4 separate regions of the Homo sapiens genome follow, and all the other regions are linked to region 1. Evidence: chromatin contacts called from ENCODE Hi-C or POLR2A ChIA-PET data. All regions are on one chromosome and are shown on one strand. Each heading gives the region's core, a stretch centred on a gene start or an enhancer-like site at or near the end of the contact. The rest is flanking DNA. Distances are from core to core; before and after follow the strand shown. Region 1 overlaps CNKSR3 (CNKSR family member 3). Region 2 has its middle 79 kb from the start of SCAF8. Region 3 has its middle 100 kb from the start of CNKSR3. Region 4 has its middle 83 kb from the start of CNKSR3.

Region 1 (2,548 bases), core at 37-2,536:
CAGCATAATAACCAGGGACTTTGATTACAGGGTGAATTAAACACAAATTTCTTTTCAAATAGTAACTGCCTTCTAACATAAGAAGGACTTGGAAGAAAAAAAAATCCATGTTTGTTCATCAGAAATCAAACAGACTCCAAAAATAAAAGCAACAAAATTTAGAATAAGATTGTTTAATGAAAGCTGGGCATGGTGGCACACGTCTGTAACACCAGCTATTCAGGAAGCTGAAGTGGGAGGATCACTTGAACCCAGGAGTTCAAGGCCAGCCTGGGCAACATAGTAAGACCCCATCTCAATTTTTAAAAATAAATTTTGAAAAAGATTGTTTAATGAATAATTTATTTCTATTCATTAAAAAATTAGACTATTGGCTGGGTATGGTGGCACATCCCCGTAATTCCAGCACTTTGGGAGGCTGAGGCAGGAAGACCACTTACAGCTAGGAGTTTGAGACCAGCCTGGACAACATATTGAGACTCTGTCTCTACCAAAAAAAAAAAAAAAATTAGCCAGCCGTGGTGGCGTGCACCTGTAGTCCCTGCTACTCAGGAGGCTGAGGCAGGAGGATCACTTGAGTCCAGGAGCTCAAGGCTGTAGTGAGGTATGATCACGCCACTGCACTCCAGCCTGTGTAACAGAGCAAGATCCTGTCTCTAAAAAGTAAATGAATAAAAATTAGACCATTAAAGTCTATAGCCTTTTTACAGCACTCAATGCTAATTAGGATATTTACAATCACTAACTAGGATTATATAATTTTGCCATTCTAGAAATAAGTAGGATCTTAAAGATCTTCAGCAGTCCTAATTTTACAGATGAGAAAACGGGACTCAGAAAGGCCAAGTACTCAGTCTACTTATTATAACACATTTAGAAACAGAGGTGAAACCAGGCCCTGGGGCTGTTCACTCCCCATTTGCTGTTCCTTGGTTTGCTTGGATGAAACGTACCTTTCCTGCCATGACCTCGAGGTCTGGCAAAAGGGTCCACAATCCCCATCCAGTTCCCATCAGCAGGCATGGACAAAGGCCGTGGCTTGCCTTCAGAGGGACGAGAAAGAAGGTGACAAGTTTGATGAGTTCTGGAACTTTAGTGAACCGTTCCCTTTATGTATAACTTAGACCTCACAATACCACACCCACTTAGACAGAAGCAATAACAAATTTTAAAATAAAAGTATTTTAAAGCACTGTATTTCCATAGCAGGAAATAGAGTGCTACTAAGATAGAGGCACATTAAACTTGAGCCTGTGAGTCTACAGAGCAAAGCAACTCCAAAGCTAAAACCCAGGCACTGAAAGTTAAAACTGTAACATGATCTCACCCAGTTGGGCTTTCATGCCAGGCAGAGTAATGACTCAACAAGGATCCGCTTGACAGAGATGAATAAAGGTCTCATACTTAGAATTTCATTGAGGTTTATGTTTTCCTCAGATTACTCTTGAAGTCTGCCAAATTCATCCAACAGTTCCAACTAAGGCAGGGGGCGGGGAGGAGAAGTCAAGGCCAACGGCAGAACAAAACAAACACTTGAAACTTACCATAAGATGGTGTTTTCTCTCTCATTTTTGTGGGCAGAATGTTGGTTTCCACCGAGTACCCAGGCAACTGATCCGAGTCTGCAATGGTGAATCTTCGTCTCCGGCTTTCCTGGTCCAAGAAGGAATTCGGGGACTCTGAACCCTTAGGACCAGGCAATGGTTGTTTGCACTTACTGGACCCTCCATAAACAAAACTGCCATTCTCATCCCTGGAAGATAATATGGACAATAATTAAGTTGTTTACAAAGATGTTCTCATACTGAAGAATTCCAGCAGTGCTGCTACCTCCAGCACACAGAAGATAATTTAAATTCTCCTTTTCCACTGGAGGAAAAGCATTCCTTTTGTCAACCCCAGTTGCCGCTCAAATACATACAGATCCTATTAAATAAGCAAAATACCATGACGTGATGAAATAAGAATAAATGCAGGCCGGACACAGCGGCTCCCGCCTGTAATCCCAGCACTTTGGGAGGCCAAGGCAGGTGGATCACCTGAGGTCAGGAGTTCAAGACCAGCCTGACAAACAAGGTGAAACCCCATCTCTACTAAAAATACAAAAATTAGCCAGGTGTGGTGGCAGGAGCTACTTGGGAGACTGAGGCAGGAGAAGTGCTTGAACCCAGGAGGCGGAGGTTACAGTGAGCTGAGATCATGCCACTGCACTCCAGCCTGGGCAATGGAGCGAGACTCCATCTCAAAAAAAAAAAAAAAAAAAAAGAAGAGTAAATGCAGGGTTTTTTTTAATATCCAAACAAATATAGCTTTGAAAAGACAGCTCTAGTTTTCCTGTGCTTCTGTGTGTAGCTGAATATCCTATTTACTACAGCAATCACACATTAAGGTATGCTCTAGCGAACCACGTTGCTCATGCCAAGAGTCGGATCTCTGCCAAAATCCAGCAAAAAAGACTTGATATATTATGAAGTTGTTAGATTTGAAAACCATGTCAAAAGATACAAAGGAACCTTTATAGTAACCAATGGAGAGTGATTCTTTTCTG
Region 2 (2,548 bases), core at 25-2,524, 240 kb after region 1:
GTCAGGTCAAGGCAAAATTGTAAGCTTCATTCTCTCTCCTCCAGACATCTCTCTCTTCCTCTGGGTGCCTTTTTTTTTTTTTTTTTTTCTGTGACAGGGTCTCTGTCGTGCAGGCTGAAGTGCAATGGCACAGTCATAAATCACTACAGCCATGATCTCACATGGCCAAGCAATCCTCCCACCTCAGCCTCCAGAGTAGCTGAGACTACAAGCAGGTGCCCCTGCACCTGGCTTTTTTTTTTTAAAGAGATGGAGTCTCACTGTGTTGTCCAGGCTGACCTCAAACTTCTGCTGGGCTCAAGCAATCCCCTTGCCTTGGCCTCCTGAACTTCTGGTATTACAAGCATGAGTGAGCCACCATGTCCAGCCCCTTCCTTTTCTTTGATTCTAATTGAGGTGCCTGAAGTCAACTGACATTTGTTATTTTCTCTACAGTCCTTTATATCTTTACACCTCAGGATGTGGCTTTCTGTATTTATCAACTTGCCAGTCAACTGGCCTGATAAAATCATGTATGCTAATAAAGGCCTGACCTGTCACCTGTGGGGCCTTCTGCCTCCACCTATATCACTAATCAAGAATCAAATGGTTCTGGTTTGGGAACAGATAAGGAGGAAGAACAGTACTTTGGGAAAGGGGAGCCTGAATCACATTCTGCAAACTGCTACCTTCACAGTCCAGAAGCAGGTGACTGTAGCAATAGCCAAAAGCCCTGGCCAGGCCAGCACAACACAGGAGCTGGAAGCATGGCCCAGCCCTGGGAACCAGAGCAGGGGGCAGAAGAATAGCCCCAGCAACTCTGAACACAGAAAAGAAAAACACTGCTTCTCATTTCTTTCTCTCGGAGCTAGAAAATGCATGTTTGGTGTCTGCTTGCCAAAAGAAGCTTTTGGAATTTATGTTGCTAGTCTCGAGTTTTGAAGTCTCAAAGGATGTGACAGGAATGTTACATGGATTGAGTGCATGTGTGTGTTTGATTTTAAGATGATAACTGTGGGCTCGTTAAGACTTTCTGGTTTTGTGATGTGTAATCCTATTGTCATTTTTGTTTGGTTTTGATTTTTAATAGGTTTTGATTTTTAATTGGTAATGATTTTTAGTAGATTTTTAATTGGTTTTGATTTAAAAGTGGAGGAGAGCCTGGGTAGGAGGGAGATTCAGGGAAAGGAAATCAAAACAATCCTGGAAACTCCCCTAATGTTCAAGGATCTCAAAGCACATGACCACGGAGGGTTGGTAGGTGAGGAATGAAGGGAGATTTTCCTGTGAATCATGTATTTCCTTGTTATCACAACAACCCTTCCTGTCAGCGGCAACAGTACGTTCAGGGTGGAGTTGAAGAACCATGTCCCGTACATGAGAGAAGCCAGCTTAGTCATGAAAGAACAGTTCCAACTGTTTAGTACAGCAAAGAACATTCTGGAAGAAAATAGAATATAGCATGTCCAGAGTTGGCCAAAAGATCTTTGAAGAAGTTTTAAAATTTGATATTCAAATAATTCCTGCTTTTTGTAAAAACAAAGCCTACTTATTAATCTCTTGTAGAGCTATATTACACAAATGCCAGTATATTAAGTACAAAAGCAGGTGTAAACCAAATACAAAGCATCTCTGCTGCCCTGAAAGAATTTAGACTTTTTCATGGGTTGTGTGGGAGCTGATGGAGAACTGAGGTTTGATGACTTGAGCAGACCCCATTGAAACTCACTGCACCTAACTTCCTCTCTGCAGCCCCCACTGAATGAGGGTCTATGAAAAGCTATGCCCCTCAGCCTGTCCACTCAACTTGCTGGTCCTCCAGTTTGCTTCCTTAACAGAGTAGGATGTGATAGTTCAGCCATCGCTACACACAGCCAGCCTTAAATGCATTTGCCTGCCTTGATGACAAAATGATGCTGGGAGGTCTTCTTTGTCCAAAAATGTTGGTCCTTGACCTGTTCCGGGTTTGAGGCACTACAATTAGAGAATTCTTCCTGCATATGCAGCGTGATGAAGCAGAAAAAGCTTGGACTCAGATGTCAGCAGACTTGAGTTCAAATCTCAGCTCTTCCACTGACCATGTCACTTCATTTGCAAACCTCTGCCTCCATATCAGTTAAAAGGGGACACATGGCTGGGCGCGGTGGCTCACACCTGTAATCCCAGCACATTGAGAGGCTGAGACAGACGGATCTCTTGAGCTCAGGAGTTTGAGACCAGCCCGGCCAACATGGCGAAACCCCATCTCTGCTAAAAATACAAAAGTTAGCTGGGCGTGGTGAAAGGTGCCATAATCCCAGATACTCAGGAGACTGAGGCACGAGAATCACTTGAACCCAGGAGATGGAGGTTGCAGTGAGCCAAGATGGAACCACTGCACTCCAGCCTGGGTGACAGAGTGAGACTCTGTCTAAAGAAAAAGGGCCAGGCGTGGTGGCTCACACCCGTAATCCCAGCACTTTGGGAGGCCGAGGCAGGCAGATCACGGGGTCAGGAGATCGAGAACATCCTGGCTAACATAGTGAAACCCCGTCTCTACTAAAAATTAAAAAAAAAATCAGCCAGGTGT
Region 3 (2,548 bases), core at 15-2,514, 200 kb after region 1:
AACTGGTGACAGATTGAATTAGTGTGGGGTTGGATGGGGTGGTTTGGGAGCAGATGAAGGAAGAAAGAAGAGCTAAAAATAGCTCTCAGAGTTTTATTTCGGGGAACTGTGCGATTTTTTGCCCCAGCTTCTCCAATATTTACATATGTAAATATTTAATAAAATTAAAATTTGCGTATGCTTACATAATACTTTTAAACTGCGGCTTGGTTGTTTGGTCTTCTTATTGAGATTCTTAAGCAACCCCATGGTATTCTACCCAGAAATTTTCTTCCTCCTACCAGCAAAGTACCAAGGATAGTAAGGACTTGGTATAAATGGTTGATGAATGAATGAGCACCAACCTAGATACATATAATACATAATTTTCCGAGCCCTCAGATGAAAAATATAAATGTGCAAACTTCTACTCTTAAACAATGAATCACCTTTTAAGTATGTATTGAAATTATTTTCATAAGGGGGCACCCCTCACCCTCCAGTCCAAGAACAATAGTACTAAACCCACTTTAAGAAACACCCATCACTTAACTGTGCCTTTTTTGAAGTAGGGTGTGTCCATTTAATTAGTTTTAATTTAAAGACCAATTAACAAGGTTTCAACATAGAACAACATAATAAAAATCGATTTTTTTATTTCCTGAACTACTGAATCATCTCTGATGATTCTGACTGGATCTGAATTTATTTGTACAATACAATTTTATTCCAAAGTGTTTACGAAAACCACATTTTAGTTCTTTCCCTACTTGGTTCCACACCCTTCTGTGTTTTAGCCCATTAACCTCAATAAACCTGCTCAGTTTGCCATTTGATTTCAGTCAGATGCCTTATTCCATTTTTTCTGTCCTGCAACCATAATGTGACGACAATCTGGGTACAATTGCAGAATCCCACGCTACGCCACAGGACATGGTGTGGCCATTCACGTGCCTTAACAGTTCAGAAACATTTGCTCAGAACATGAAGAGCCAGGATGAGACCTTAGCCCATGTTCAACGACGTGCCTTCTCCAACCCTCCATGTGGCGGATCCTGCAGTGTCAGAGAGGGCTTGTCATTTCCTGATCACCTTGTGCACGTCATGCTTTTGTGCTTTTCCTCATGCTCTTCCCTTCATCTGGTTTGTTTTTCCCTCCTTCCTCTTTCCTTCTTTCAAGGTACAGTTCAAATGACGCTTGCTATGGGAAGTCTTCTCCGGTGCCTCTGGCCTGGTTTAGCCACTCACTTCCCATAGCTCCTGCTCACAGCTCTTAGGAGTTTCACAGTCCTTTAGCTCATGACTCATTAGGCTGTGGGCTGCTTTTAGCCATAACGTCATATGTGTAATCAGCCCTTCATAATTATTGCTTCAATGGAATTGACACCCAACCAGATAGTAGGAGAGATAAGCTCAAACCTCCTGACTCAGCACATGTGCACAAGTTTCCCAAATCCCTAGTCCACATTAGATCTTTTTCCTTGTCAATAAGAAAAAGCTTCTCTTAAGAATTATTAAACTTCCAATTCACCTTCTCAGAGTGGATAATAAGAAAGCTTTTATGGTGGGGTGGCAGGGTGGGGAATAGATATGAGATCCACAACAATGAGTGGGGTATGTAGGTGTCTCCAAATACTTCCTACTTGGCATAGGTCTAGCCCTTTATCCAAGCACACTAACTTACTTTGTGAACAAATGCTATGAGATCTATCACAGTCCCAGGAATATAGTGTGTCTGAACTCATCTCTGAGCCTTTGCTTACTTTACTCCCTCAATCCGGACTGTCCGTCAGCCATTCCTTCACTTCTCCCTTTAAGACCAAGTTCATATGGCTTTCCTTCCAGCTTCCTCAACCAGAATCAGAAATGTTAGCACTGGAACTTCTACTCTATTGCTCACACCCTTAATTACCAAATGAGGGACTGAGGCCAGTGAAGTTAGGTGACTTGTCTAGGACCACATAGCTGCCCTGGAATTCAAATCGAGTGGCTTGCAATCCTACCTTCTTTTAATCATATCCACTTCAATCTTGACTCACTTTGTTTCTCTCAACTCAATATCTGGATAGAGTTGTTTCATGTGGATAGATGTGTCATTTCCACCATTTGGTAAAACATCCGGGCACAGGATTATGGGTGGATATGATGCAGTGAAAGACACATGGCATCTGGAGTTAAACAAACCCAGACTCAAGAGCATCCCACGGTCTAACTGTGTGACCTCGGGAGAGTTATGCAAACTTCTGAGCCTCTATTTCCTCATCAGTAAAATAGTAAAACACAAGTGGGGCCAGTGAAGTGCCAGGAGGTTGGACAAGCTATCAGAACCTCAAAACGACGTGCTGCGTGGACAAGGGCACGTGTCTCACACTCACTGGCCTAGAGTGGGGTGGCCATATCTGCATGGTCCCCTTTCAGTTCTAAACAGTTCCTTGACTCAGGGATTCAGGGTAGTGTCTACTAAAGTAAAACACCAGCTTGTTTTCAAGAAGGGAAATGTTGATGCTGCCTCTGCATAGAGTCATAGGGAAGAACAACAGATAGCCTGCCAAAGATATGGTCCAAAACA
Region 4 (2,548 bases), core at 25-2,524, 180 kb after region 1:
TGGCTTGAGACTGGGAGGTGGAGCTTGCAGTGAGCTGAGATCACACCACTGCACTCCACCCAGGGTGATAGAGCCAGACCCTGTCTCAAAAAAAAAATTAATTTGCTTTTAGTCCAATGGTGACAAACATTGATTCATCCACTCATGAATGTATATGGTAGTTATAAAATAATATAGCGCAAAGTTCTAGCTACATAGATATTAAGGAGGCAAAGAGAAGGAATCCTAACTCAGCCTGGGGAGGAGTAAGAGAGGGAGTTTGGGAGGGCTTCCTGGAAGCAGTGACCACTGAGAGTTAAAACCAGAGAAGGAGTGAGGTCAAAGGAAGAACATTCTCTACAGAGAAGATAGCAATTAAAAGGAACTGGAGATCTAAAATAACTCTTCTTAATGTCTTTACTGACTTCTATGTGGGGCGTTGGGGGAAGAGCACTAGAAGAGGTTGAATATATCTAGAACATACACTATGACTGAAGCGAGTTTGAGAGACAGGGCTAGAGAGATAAGCAGGAATAAAATCAGGGAGAGCCTTGAGCACCACCGCATTAGGAAAAGGCTGCCGTATTAGGAAAGGCTGTTCAATATGACGTAATAAAACCTAATTATCGTAGGTTCATGAGAGCTTATCCAAGAAAGGTCCTGTCACTGTCGTAGCCAGGCAGGATATTAAAGATATTTCCGTATTGAAGACCTTTCCCTAATTCGCATCTCTGTGACACTGTCACCTACTCTTTCTTTTCCCATTCTAGCTCTTAGGCCTGGTGGCAATTCTGTAAGAGTGCCAAAAAGGAAGTACAAGCTTTAAAAAATAATTATACCATTTTTAAAACAACAAAACAAAACAAGTCACCAAAAGAAGTCTGCTTAAATTTTGCTTTCTGGGCTGCAAAGATCATGACCACTAGGAAGCTGAATTGAAGAAAAGCCCTACTTGTTTTGGCCAATGTTTTCCTCAAATAGAAGAGTCTGAATGTGTTGCCGTGTCCAGAGATTTGCTGGTATGTGGTTCAGATGCTTCTCCAGTCGAAGCTTTATGTGAAATTTTAAAAGGTGTAGGGCTCACCAAAGCCCCATAGGGAGCTATCAATCTATGTCATGGGGCGGACTCTGAATCCTTGTGAGTAATCCCCGCCTGCCTTCCCTCCCCCAGCTCTCTCCCCAGCACCATGTAAGGTAAGTTCAGCCAGCAAACTCAGATCTGGCTCTCTTTACCCTTGAGAACCTTGCTTATGCCTCTAACACACACGCAGACGGTGAACTGGGCACATTGCTTTCTACTTTTATGAAGGTCACAGACTCTTACTGCTAGAGTAACCAGATCTCCTGCCTCACCAGGCGCAGTCCCAGGCGGTGTCTGTGCTGTCAATATAAATCCCAATTTCTAACCACCTTCAGCAGGAGTTCTACCTCTGCTTGCAAGCCTTTCTCCCATTTATTCCACAGAGAAGCTTATACGATGGAACTCCCGTGAATTCCAGTAAAACCTAAGAATTTGAGAAACACCCTAGAGATTATGGTTGAGAGTTTAGCCTACAATTTATGTGTTCGAGGAACCTTCAGATAAATTATATAATTACATTTAATAAATCCTTGTTGCACTCGTCTGAAAAATAAATAGGTAATTTTTTAAAGCATAAGGAAGGCCCATCTCCCACCCCAAGCAAAGGTAATCAAGGAACTCGGAAAACCTAGGGCAAAGAGTTGAGTGAAAGCAGATCTGGGAAGAAGCCATGTGAAGCACCACTCATGAGAAAATGGTGTTTGGGGCCTGGCGCGGGGACTCACGCCTATAATCCCAACACTTTGGGAGGCTGAGGCAGGGGTAGGGGATCACCTGAGGTCAGGAGTTCGAGACCAGCCTCGACAACATGGTGAAACCCTGTCTGCACTAAAAATACAAAAATTAGCCGGGTGTGATGGCATGTTCCTGTAATCCCAGCTACTCAGGAGGCTGAGGCAAGAGAATCGCTGGAACCTGGGAGGCAGAGGCTGAGTGATAGATCAGATTTGCATTTGAAACCAGTTCCGGCCGTTTGCAGTGGCTCCTGTAATCCCAGCACTTTGGGAGGCTGAGGTAGGTGGATGGATCACCTGATGTCAGGAGTTCAAGAGCAGCCAGGCCAACAGGGTGAAACCAGCTCAATAAATGAGCTGGGCGTGGTGGCATGCACCTGTAGTCCCAGCTACTCGGGAGGCTGAGGCAGGAGAATCGCTTGAACCTGGGAGGTGGAGGTTGAAGTGAGTCCAGATAGAGCCACTGAAATCCAGCTTGGCAACAGAGCAAGACTCTGTCTCAAAAAAAAAAAAAAAAAATTAGCTGGGCATGATACTGCACATCTGTAGTCCCAGCTACTTGGGAAGTTGAGGCAGGAGAATTGCTTGAACCCAGGAGGCGGAGGTTGCGGTGAGCAGAGATCATGCCACTGCACTCCAGCCTGAATGACAGAGCGAGACTTCATCAAAAAAGATTTAAAAAAATGGCGTTTGGCCATGGTGTCAGTCATCAGATCTGGCTCCTACCCATAAGCTGAGTGGACAGCATGTTACT

Evidence for each region. Hi-C counts contacts between places; a loop is a spot of excess contacts on that map. ChIA-PET counts read pairs that join two places held with the same protein, here RNA polymerase II (POLR2A). Pooled maps may share reads with other maps.
Region 2: a loop to region 1 is called in a pooled map, with 5 times the contacts of the local background. The contact joins two enhancer-like sites. A Hi-C loop is called at or near these places in 2 of 168 maps with a recorded cell type or tissue (ascending aorta and endothelial cell of umbilical vein), 1 of 37 single-sample maps with no recorded cell type and 5 of 50 pooled maps.
Region 3: a loop to region 1 is called in a map of heart right ventricle, with 2.3 times the contacts of the local background. The contact joins two enhancer-like sites. A Hi-C loop is called at or near these places in 2 of 168 maps with a recorded cell type or tissue (heart right ventricle and transverse colon), 2 of 37 single-sample maps with no recorded cell type and 11 of 50 pooled maps. POLR2A ChIA-PET finds 5 or more read pairs at or near these places in 1 of 52 experiments (A673).
Region 4: a loop to region 1 is called in a map of Right ventricle myocardium inferior, with 10 times the contacts of the local background. The contact joins two enhancer-like sites. A Hi-C loop is called at or near these places in 3 of 168 maps with a recorded cell type or tissue (Right ventricle myocardium inferior, cardiac septum and sigmoid colon), 2 of 37 single-sample maps with no recorded cell type and 13 of 50 pooled maps. POLR2A ChIA-PET finds 5 or more read pairs at or near these places in 1 of 52 experiments (K562).

The regions. Positions count from the first base shown.
Region 1 is chr6:154,409,390-154,411,937 of GRCh38, forward strand. CNKSR3 (CNKSR family member 3) reads right to left here. Exons shown (of 13, transcript NM_173515.4): 11 at 1,545-1,753; 12 at 954-1,043. Among named protein-coding and RNA genes, the nearest start is that of IPCEF1, 54 kb to the left of the region's middle. Within about 2 kb of position 1,287, at least 19 of the 41 ENCODE cell types and tissues checked have a DNase peak (open chromatin) inside an H3K27ac peak, as active enhancers do; they include ascending aorta and endothelial cell of umbilical vein, where a contact is called at or near this core.
Region 2 is chr6:154,652,762-154,655,309 of GRCh38, forward strand. No RefSeq gene overlaps it. Among named protein-coding and RNA genes, the nearest start is that of SCAF8, 79 kb to the right of the region's middle. Within about 2 kb of position 1,275, at least 5 of the 41 ENCODE cell types and tissues checked have a DNase peak (open chromatin) inside an H3K27ac peak, as active enhancers do; they include ascending aorta and endothelial cell of umbilical vein, where a contact is called at or near this core.
Region 3 is chr6:154,612,212-154,614,759 of GRCh38, forward strand. No RefSeq gene overlaps it. Among named protein-coding and RNA genes, the nearest start is that of CNKSR3, 100 kb to the left of the region's middle. Within about 2 kb of position 1,265, at least 2 of the 41 ENCODE cell types and tissues checked have a DNase peak (open chromatin) inside an H3K27ac peak, as active enhancers do.
Region 4 is chr6:154,592,122-154,594,669 of GRCh38, forward strand. No RefSeq gene overlaps it. Among named protein-coding and RNA genes, the nearest start is that of CNKSR3, 83 kb to the left of the region's middle. Within about 2 kb of position 1,275, at least 6 of the 41 ENCODE cell types and tissues checked have a DNase peak (open chromatin) inside an H3K27ac peak, as active enhancers do.